2 separate regions of the Homo sapiens genome follow, and region 2 is linked to region 1. A link is an interaction called in ENCODE POLR2A ChIA-PET data of the cell type or tissue named here. Cell type or tissue: CD4-positive, alpha-beta T cell. All regions are shown on one strand.

Region 1 (5,000 bases):
CCCTACTAACCCCTCTACCATCACAATGATCAAAGCAAAGCCAAATAGCCCACACCTCTCATCCCACACATACCATAGTCATCCTTTCATCCATTTATCCATCCATTTACCAACTTAAAATATTCATTGATTACCTACTACATATGACACTTTACTTGACCAAAATTGGCAAAACACATAGCTTAAAGTTGTCTTTCTTCCTAGTTAGGTGGAATGATGCCTGGTATATCGTATCATTAGAAATGGCTGAATGAATGAGCTCACTGTTTATTAGGAGGAATGAGACACAGACCAAAAATAACTCAAGCATAAGAGAGAATGTAGTTAGTGTCCTAAAAGAGATCCAGAGTGCTGTGTGAGTTCAAAGGTGAGAAAGAGCCCTTCTGACTGAAGAAATCAGGAAAGACTTCATAGAAGCAGTGGTGATATATGAGCTGACTTCTAAAGGACAAGTAAGATTATAATAGCAGATATAGTAGGGGAAGGGAATTACCGAGGGGGTGGCATCAATAAAGTTTTGGGGGTAAGGAAGTATGAGTTCTGGGTATGAAAATATGTCTAACTTGGTCAGAGCATAAATTACGTATTCTGGAAGGTAGACTGTGTTTGAGAACAAATGCTAGAATACCTTAAAAGCTAATTTGTTAGGTTCTGCAGAGTCAGTGATAGGACCCAAGCAGACAAGTAATTAGGAAGACTAATTTGGCAAAGATATTATAAAATGTTGGGGCTGAACAATTATTACATATAATAAGAGAATTAACAAGGTGCCTGAGTGAAATGTAATAAACAGAAAACAACAAATTTTGTATGTCAACCAAACCTAGCAGTCAAAAGGATTAATAACAATAAGTCATGTAGGATACTATGAATTCATAACACAAAGAAATGCTAGGGGAAATATTTGCAATGCTTATCACATCCAAAAGTTCCTTTCCCTAATATACAAAGATCTGCTAGAAGTCAACAAGCTAAAGATCAACAGCTCAATAGAAATATGGCCAAACGGCTGGACGTGGTGGCTCATGCCTGTAATCCCAGCATTTTGGGAGACTGAGGCAGGATTGCTTGAGCCCAGGAATTCAAGACCAGCCTGGTCAACGTAGCGAGATTCTGTGTCTATATTTTTAAAAATTTATTAAAAAAAGAAATACGGGCAAATGAGCTACCTAGTCTCAGAAAAGAAAATATATATGATGTGCAACTATATTAAAAGATTTTCAATTTCACTAATAATTTTTTTTTTTGAGACAGAGTCTTGCTCTGTCGCCCAGGCTGGAGTGCAGTGGCACCATCTTGGCTCACTGCAAGCTCTGCCTCCCGAGTTCACCATTCTCCTGCCTCAGCCTCCCAAGTAGCTGGGATTACAGGCGCACACCACCACACCTGGCTAATGTTTTGTATTTTTAGTAGAGGCGGGGTTTCACCGTGTTAGCCAGGATGGCCTCGATCTCTTGACCTCGTGATCAGCCCACCTTGGCCTCTCAAAGTGCTGTGATTACAGGCGTGAGCCACCGCGCCTGGCCAAATTTCACTAATAATTTTAAAAAGTAAATTATATATACATGGGATATCATGTTCACTTAGATTGGCGATGAGCAGAAAGTTTGATAACTGTGTCATAAACACTTGGTAACTGTGTTAGTGAGTGTGTGGGGAGATAGGTATCCTTATATGCTGCTAATAGGAGTGTAGGCTGTAAAATTCTCATGGTAGCTAGTTTAGCAATATCTATAAAAATTACAAATATGCATAACTTTCAGTGAGTCAGAAATTTTACTTTTAAGAATTTATCTTACATGTATAATCACAACACGTGTGAAATATCGTACACATAATAGATATTGGTTGCAATCTTTTCATAGTTGTGAAAGATGAGGAAAAACAATCTTAAAAGTAGTTTGGTTAAATAAATCATGTCACTCATATACAGTGAAATATCATCCCCATTTTAAAAAGATGATGGTGGTGGTGCTATACATACCGATACAGAAAGCTTTCTAAAACCTTTCATTAAATGAAAAATGAATAAATCATTGCAGAACAGTGTATATATATCTAAAATATCTATGGAAGAAACCAGCAACAGCCACTGCTCCTGGAGAATTATGGTCCCACACCACTGATCATTCTTTCAGTAGGGTGACCATCATCCAAATTTGCTTGGGACTGAGGGGGTTCCTTTTGGTTTGAAAACCAGGACAGTCCTAGGAAAAGTGAGACAAGTTGGTCACATGTCCCCAAGATGATCTTCTTTCACTTATGAACTTGCTACTTTCCCAGTCAGAATATAAACTCTGAAGGGGGAGACTTCCTGTTTTCTTCATGACTATATCTCTTGCGCACTGTGGGGTGGAGGCTGTAGAAGAGGAGAGAAGTAGAGAAACAGATCACATTGTGTCTTGAAGTGTTTCAGCAAATATGGGCAACACCCTTCTTTTACTAGCTTGGAACCCTACCTCTGAGTGCATTTCCCTTTTTATTATTTATTTCCTGTCAGTTATAAGAGAGGCCTACCCCTTTGTGAGCAGTCTAGGACTTTGTACACTTGTTAAGTAGGGAGAAGGCAGGGGAGGTGGCTGGTTTAAGGGGAACTTGAGGGAAGTAGGGAAGACTCCTCTTGGGACCTTTGGAGTAGGTGACACATGAGCCCAGCCCCAGCTCACCTGCCAATCCAGCTGAGGAGCTCACCTGCCAATCCAGCTGAGGCTGGGCAGAGGTGGGTGAGAAGAGGGAAAATTGCAGGGACCTCCAGTTGGGCCAGGCCAGAAGCTGCTGTAGCTTTAACCAGACAGCTCAGACCTGTCTGGAGGCTGCCAGTGACAGGTTAGGTTTAGGGCAGAGAAGAAGCAAGACCATGGTGGGGAAGATGTGGCCTGTGTTGTGGACACTCTGTGCAGGTGAGTAGGCCCCTTTTCTCTCCAGTGCCCAGGGGTGGGTGAGACATGGGGACCTAGGGCTGAAGGAGAGGCTCTGTCAGAGCCTTCCCAGGAAGGGCCTCCAGCAACACAGCTGCGTTCCTGCTGGGCCAGAATTACACATTCCGGACCAGTGCCCAGAATCAGAATGGTTTTTATTTACATATTAGTAAATAACATTCTAGCCCACTGCTGAAATGAAGAATTCAAAGTACTCTCAAGACCATATTTTCTTATCCCAAATTAGATTATAGGATCAGACACAGGATTTGACAATGTGGACAAAGTATTTGAAATCGGAGTTGTCCTAGAAAATCCAGGATGTGTGGATCTAGATATGTTCATTATCTAGTATATTAACGTTTGTGTTAAAACCAGAGAAAGAGACAGGAAACTGAGGCAGAAGAGACAATGCAACTTATCCCGTATCATTCACAGAGCAAGAGAAGATTCAAACCCTAAAAACAAACAACAAACTAGATGGGTCTTTTCCAAAGGCCAAAGCTCCTTGCCACTTCTGGGACCCTGGTCATTGAAAATTCTGGGACTCTGAGCATTTCCCTCTGGGAGGGAAACCTCCCAGAACAAAATCAGACATTCATGAGTATATGGTTGAATCCACATCAAGTGCTTAATAGCACAGTGTTCTGTGGGGACCTATGGAGTGTCTAAGGGTTAGAATGAAAGTCTTGGCATTAAGGTACCAACCATTTTGCTGGGCATTGGAAGGAAATAGAATGGAGAGAAGGAAGTTGAGAGACGCAGGGTTTGGCAAAGTTTAGGAATATCTTTGGTTTAGTGTATTTGGCCATCACCTTGCAATTCAGACACTGTTGAGGGCTTCCAGGATCCAGCTGCAACGGGGAGGAGAAGAGCTATACCAGGAAACTCAGGAGCACCAAGCCTGGGGAAGTGGAAACCAGGAGACTGGTTTAGAGCTCACTTTTTAGCATACACAGGAAAGCCCCGGGCCACGGGGCCTACAGCTCATTCTGGTTCTCCCAGGCCCTAGACATGCTTTTCTCTCAACACCTGGCCTTGGGGCTCTCGAGGGAAGGGCAGCCTGCTGCTGGGGAAGGGCTGGATCACACGGTTTGGAGGAAGATCTGGGTAAGATCATTCTCTCAGGCTGGCTCAAGTTCATCTGACTGAAGGCAGAAAGCCCCTCATCATCCACCAAGATGGACTGGTTGGCTCATTCCTTTATCCAAACAACTCTTTACTGAGCACATAGTTTGTGCAGGTGCCATAGAAGTGAGGAGTCTGGAATGATTAGTCATAAGTGGGCCTATCTCAGCCATCAGATTCAGGCAGGGAGGATGCTCCAGGGCCTGAGAGAGGGAGGCTGAAGGAAATACCCATCCTTCCCTGGCTGGGCCAGTGATTCTCCCATCTTCTCCTGGTAAGCCAGAAGCTCCTCCATGCCTGCACCACCCCAACCCCCAACACATATCCCCACACTTGTAGACTGGCTGCGACCCATGCATGAATAAAAATAAGAAATTTTGGCTTAGAAAAACGATCTTAAAACAAGATGCTCACCCAGCTTGGAGGGAAAAGTGGCCGTAACTCTGAATTGCCTGGAGCAGGACATTTTGCTTCTTCCTATGAGAAGGCAAGTGACCCCTGGGGAACTCACCCAGCAGAACGAGTCTTGGGCATGTTTTCAGACACACTGATGAAGTGTCTTCTACCTCCGCCCCATCCCTCCCACCACAGCCTGCCCAGCACAGAATCACGTGCCCACCAACTTTTCTTCCTCCATATCTTACATTAAGAGGAAGAAGGGGCCAGAGCAGTGGGGCAGGAGAAGCCAGGCTTGGTGGTCGACTTGAGGTATATAAACAGAGTTTACCAAATAGTGAAATAGCCATTGCCACTGCAGGTGAGCAAGGAAGACCTTCAAAGGTCGACCAAAAGCAACCAGGCGGCCCTCCCCACCATGCCTCATGAGAGGATACCACCTCTTCCTTTGCGCAGGTAAGGGAGACCCAGTTAGGAGCAGGGACATTAGGAAAGGCTTCCTGGAGGAGGTGGAGCTTGACTTGGGTTCCAGAGGACTTACTGGGCTTTTCTCTTCTT
Region 2 (5,000 bases), 380 kb before region 1:
CGCCTCATTCTCAAGCTGCAGTTGGGGTTGAAGGAGTTGGCGAGAAGCTCTGTGAATCACTGGCTGTGAGCGCGGCTAAATGACATTTCTCCTAGTAGCCTGTGGGCGTGGGTGGTCTGCAGGTAGGCAGGAAGCAACCTTATTTTCGAAACAATATGCAGGTTGCAGCTGCCCTCAGATGGGCCTTGGAGGAGAGAAAGGCCCAGAGAGAAGGAGATGGCAAGCAGGGAGCAGGAGAAACCACACTTGCCCCCTGGGCGGTGGAGGGCAGCTCGGGACAGCTGGCTATCTCAGGTCAGAGAACCACCCAGAGGGTGTAAGAGGGAGTGTGAACACAGAACCACAGCTCTTCAAGGAAAGGCCTCAGAATAGATCTCCCTGTAAGACTACAGATGGGTGTGTGTGTGTGTGTGTGTGTGTGTGTGTGTGTAAAACTTGAAGAAGACGCCTAAGGAGTAGACATCTGATATCCTTCAAGGCCCCAGCTGTAGAATACTTGTGTGGGCTGGAGGGCAAAGGTGGTCAGGCCAGAGGAGCAGGTGGGCAGGGGCTGCCGGGAAGGCCAAGGAATTCCACACACTAGCAAATGTTCACTGATCTTTCATGCAGGCAACACAGGTGTGGACACACAAAGAATCCTCTCTAGGCCATGGGGGTCACTAGGCCATGAGGACACCAAGCCGAACAGGCCCTCACAGTGTGTGGGAGTGGCAGGATCAGACACAAGAGGGTCAGACACAAGATTAGTAATGTTGTGTCTCCCTCAAGAATATCTGCATATTTAGAGCGCTTCCAACAGATGCCTTTGCCCACTTTGATTTTACTTCTTTAAAGAAAACTGTGATAAATACACAATCTGCAGTAGGACCTGACTTCAACAGCCAGCAAAATCCTAATAGATGTGCAACAATACCCTCCCTCACCCAGCTATGAAACAGAATTCTTCGCTTCGTTGTTACTGTCCCCTTGAAAAAAAAAGTCCACATTTTGCTTTCTTAATTGTAATGCATTTAAATAGATAAAATAAATTTTGCTAGACTTGCTTTCCCGCATGTGCACACACTGTGTGTGAGTGCATACAAACACATTTGGCCATAGGCATAATTCTGCCAACCTGAACTGCAGCCTAAAACACTTCCTAATTTTTTTATTGTGAGCGTTTTATCAGGACATTGAAAATAGTACCCCCAAGAAAATATAAGTGAATGATCTTTGATCTCAAAATGAGGAAAGATTTTCTAAGCAAAAATCTGATGACTTAAATTTCAACTTCTATGTGCCAAAGACACCAAATAAAAGGTAGATGGTAAAGAGGGAAAATATTCACAGTATATACCATAGGAAAAGGATGAATCCTTAATATGTAACACGCTCTTAGAAATCATTTAGGGCTGGACACAGTGGCTCATGCCTGTAATCCTAGCACTTTCGGAGGCTGAGGCGAGTGGATCACCTGAGGTCAGGAGTTTGAGACCAGCCTGGCCAACTTGATGAAACCCCATCTCTACTAAAAATACAAAAAATTAGTTGGGTGTGGTGGTGGTCACCTGTAGTCCCAGCTACTCAGGAGGCTGAGGCAGGAGAATTGCTTGAATCCAGGAGGCAGAAGTTGCAGTGAGCCGAGATCGCACTACTGCACTTCAGACTGGGTGACAGAGCAAGACTCAGTCTCAAAAAAAAAAAAAAAAAAAGAAAGAAACAGAAAGAAAAAAAAAAGAAATCACTTTGTAAGAGGGTACATCAAAAGAAAAATAAAGCCGAGTGTAGTGGCTCATGCCTGTAGCTCCAGCTACCCTGGAGGCTGAGGCTGGAAGATCGTTTGAGCCCAGGAGTTCAAGGCTGCAGTGAGCTAGGAACATACCACTGGACTCCAGCGTGAGAGACAGAATGAGACCCCCATCTCTAAAACACATAAACAAAATATAAGCAAAAGTCATCACCACACAATTCATAAAATAGGAAATACACAGGGTGAAGAAAACACATGAAAAAAATGTTCAACATTGCTACTATTCAAAAAAATGCAAATTTTAAAATTAGACTATTTTTGCTTACTGGGTAGGTTGAGTTGTTTTGTTTGCTGTGTGTCTGTTTAATGATAATACCCAGTGTGGTGAGAACACAATGAATTAGAGTCTCTCAAAAACTGCTGAATGTAAATTGGTTTTGTCTTTCTGGAAAGTAAGTCAGCCCTAAGTTTAAATAGCCCAGAAAATTTAGAGCTGAATTACTTTCCAGAAAGATAGAGCCAATTTTCTTTAAATTTAAGGGTGAGTTACTTTCCAGAAAAATATATTTGTCTTTTAGGGTACATGTTTCCATGTGTCTTAATTTATTCTGAAGAAATAATCACGCTGAGCGCAGTGGCTCATACCTATAATCCCAGCACTTTGGGAAGCCGAGGCAGGCAGATCACGAGGTTAGAAAATCAAGACCATCCTAGCTAGCACGGTGAAAACCCACCTGTACTAAAAATATAAAAAATTAGCCGGGCGTGGTGATGGGCGCCTGTAGTCCCAGCTACTCGGGAAGCTGAGGCAGGAGAGTTGCTTGAACCCAGGAGGTGGAGGTTGCAGTGAGCCGAGATTGTGCCATTGCACTCCAGCCTGGGTGACAGAGTGAGACTCCATCTCAAAAAAAAAAAAAAAAAGAAAGAAAGAAATAATCAGTGGAATAAAATATTTGTGTTCAAGGATGTTGACTGCAGCACTATAATACTAAAAATCAACGATAACCTGCATTTCTAACAATAAGGGCATAGCTGAGTAAATTATTATACATAGCAATACCTCAAAATAGTCAAAAAATAGGTAATACTAAGAAAAATCAAACAAACACAAACCCTAACATATGATCCTAATTTTGAAAAAAAGGAAAGCAGTAGAAAAAAACATTAGAAGAAAATATAGCAAAATGTTAAAGATTATGTTTGAGTGGTTGGTTTTTGGCTAATTTTTATTTTCTTTTCCACGCTTTTCTGTATTTTCCTTGTTTCTTTTTTTTTTTTTTTTTTTTTTTACAATTAACATTTTTACTTCTGTAAGCCCAAAAGTCATATAGGAAATAAAAAAAATATTTCCCCCAGTTTTGGATTGAGAAATCAAATTCTTCCTCATGTTACCCAATGACCCTGGAAAAGGCAGGTTTGCTGGGGGAGAAATAAGGAGTTCTGCTTAGGACAAGTAGAGCTGAGTTGTCCGTTAGATATTGAATGGATGTTCGAGTCTGGATTTCAGGAGAGAACTGGGGCTGTAGATCTAAATGGTGGGGTCAACAGTATACGGATGATATTTTAAAGTACTGAGAAAAGGCCAGGCATGGTGGCTCATGCCTGTAATCCCACCACTTTGGGAAGCTGAGATGGGTGGATCACCTGAGGTCAGGAGTTCAAGACCAACCTGGCCAACATGGTGAAACCCCATCTCTACTAAAAATACAAAAATTAGCTGGGCATGATGGCATGAGCCTGTAATCCCAGCTACTTAGGAGGCTGAGGCAAGAGAATCACTTGAGCCTGGGAGGCGGAGGTTGCCGTGTGCCGAGATCGCACCATTGCACTCCAGCCTGGGTGACGAGAGTGAGACTCCATCTCAAAAAAAATAAAATAAAATAAAATAAAGTACCGAGAATGAATAGATGAAATCACAAAAGAAGTGTGTAAGATTAGAGAAGAGGTCCAAGGCCTGAGTCTTGATTCTCTCCAAGACATCTAGGAGAGGCAGAGATGCCATCCAAGGAGGCTGTGCCCCAGTGACCATAGGAGGCCAATCACAGGCTTTCAAACAGCTCTGTAATGACTAGGACATATTTATTCTAGAACCTCAGATCATTTGCTTGAACACTTTCCTTTATCTCTCACTCTGCTTTCAGGCCTAATTATTGGAAGAAAAAAAAAGGGGTGAGGAGGGGAGATCTGCATTGTTCTTGAAAATAAAATCGCTTGGAAAACAGAAAATGTCAGATTAAAAAATGCAGAGTCAATGCCCGTGACTGTCTTAATGAGTGTAGTTAAGTGTCCCAACATCAACAAGAACCACTTAAGCATACTGGGAAGTAATCCAATGCCAGAGGACAGGGAAAGACTCGATTTCCTTCTCCAGTGAATTCCCTTGTTTAACTGGATCTTACAACTGAAAATCAAATACGTCTCCATCTTCCAAGACAACTCCTTAGCTCTGTGGGCCCATGGTTTGGATCTGGACATTTGGACGATTTAAATGGACTCAGTCCCACAAATGTATAAATGCTTCTTGCCAAACTTTGGGAGGCTGCACTTTTTGGGAGGCTGAGGGGGGGCAGATCACTTGAGGTCAGGAGTTCAAGACCAGCCTGGCCAACATGGTGAAACCCTGTCTCTACTAAAAATACAAAAATTAGCCGGGCACTGTGGCACACACCTGTAGTGCTAGCTACTCGGGTGGCTGAGGCATGAGAATCACTTGAACCCAGGAGGTGGAGGTTGCAGAGAGCTGAGATTGTGCCACTGCACTCCAGGAAAAAGACAAAACAAAGCAAAACAGATCACGTATTTTTTAGTGGTAGGAACTCCTGTTTTTTTTTTTTTTATTGCAGTTTGCTCTTCTCTATGTTTGGGAATGTAGCTTCCTTTCCCTGCTTGGAAGGAAAGAGAGCACTTTATTTTTTGGTTCCCTTAATTCACAACAAATCAGCCGGGTGGAGCATCTCAGTCTAGGAGCGACTGCATGACTGGGAATTTTAGCCACTGTGGATTTGTTGGTTACAATTTAGCAGAAGGCAGGGCTAAGAACAAAGGTGGGTAAAGAAAAGTGAGGGTTCTCAGCCTTGGTTTCCCTTTACTGGGAGCAAAGTATCAAGGGTAGAAATACCAGCCCTTCCCAGGTGTCTGGTGAGTGCCTGAGATGAGCCAGGTGACCTGAGCTCTCTATGCAAGTCACTGACTGTAACTGAAGGAAGAAGACTCTAAAACAGTTCCTGCTGGGCTACCAGGAGGCTCACTTTGAGGAGTCTTCGAATTAAAC

What was found. Peaks named below come from ENCODE experiments on the same cell type or tissue, not always from the same donor. Only the 100,000 strongest peaks of a DNase experiment are listed, where the experiment ranks them.
Region 2: POLR2A ChIA-PET joins it to region 1 with 5 read pairs; 1 of 35 experiments calls an interaction of 5 or more read pairs at or near these places.

Annotation. Positions count from the first base shown.
Region 1 is chr1:167,088,145-167,093,144 of GRCh38, reverse strand. It overlaps GPA33 (glycoprotein A33), which reads left to right and starts at 2,768. Exons shown (of 7, transcript NM_005814.3): 1 at 2,768-2,900. The coding sequence starts at 2,858. LOC124904451 (a long non-coding RNA gene) reads right to left here and starts at 4,545. Exons shown (of 3, transcript XR_007066717.1): 1 at 4,461-4,545; 2 at 3,734-3,822; 3 at 1,764-2,359. RefSeq lists an enhancer at 2,593-2,742. In CD4-positive, alpha-beta T cell, no CTCF peak of the experiment used is centred here; a DNase peak (open chromatin) is centred at 2,354; H3K4me3 peaks cover 2,512 bases; H3K27ac peaks cover 2,475 bases.
Region 2 is chr1:167,468,523-167,473,522 of GRCh38, reverse strand. All of the region lies in intron 1 of CD247 (CD247 molecule), which reads left to right. All of the region lies in intron 3 of LOC101928512 (a long non-coding RNA gene), which reads right to left. Among named protein-coding and RNA genes, the nearest start is that of CD247, 48 kb to the left of the region's middle. In CD4-positive, alpha-beta T cell, no CTCF peak of the experiment used is centred here; no DNase peak of the experiment used is centred here; H3K4me3 peaks cover 358 bases; H3K27ac peaks cover 1,358 bases.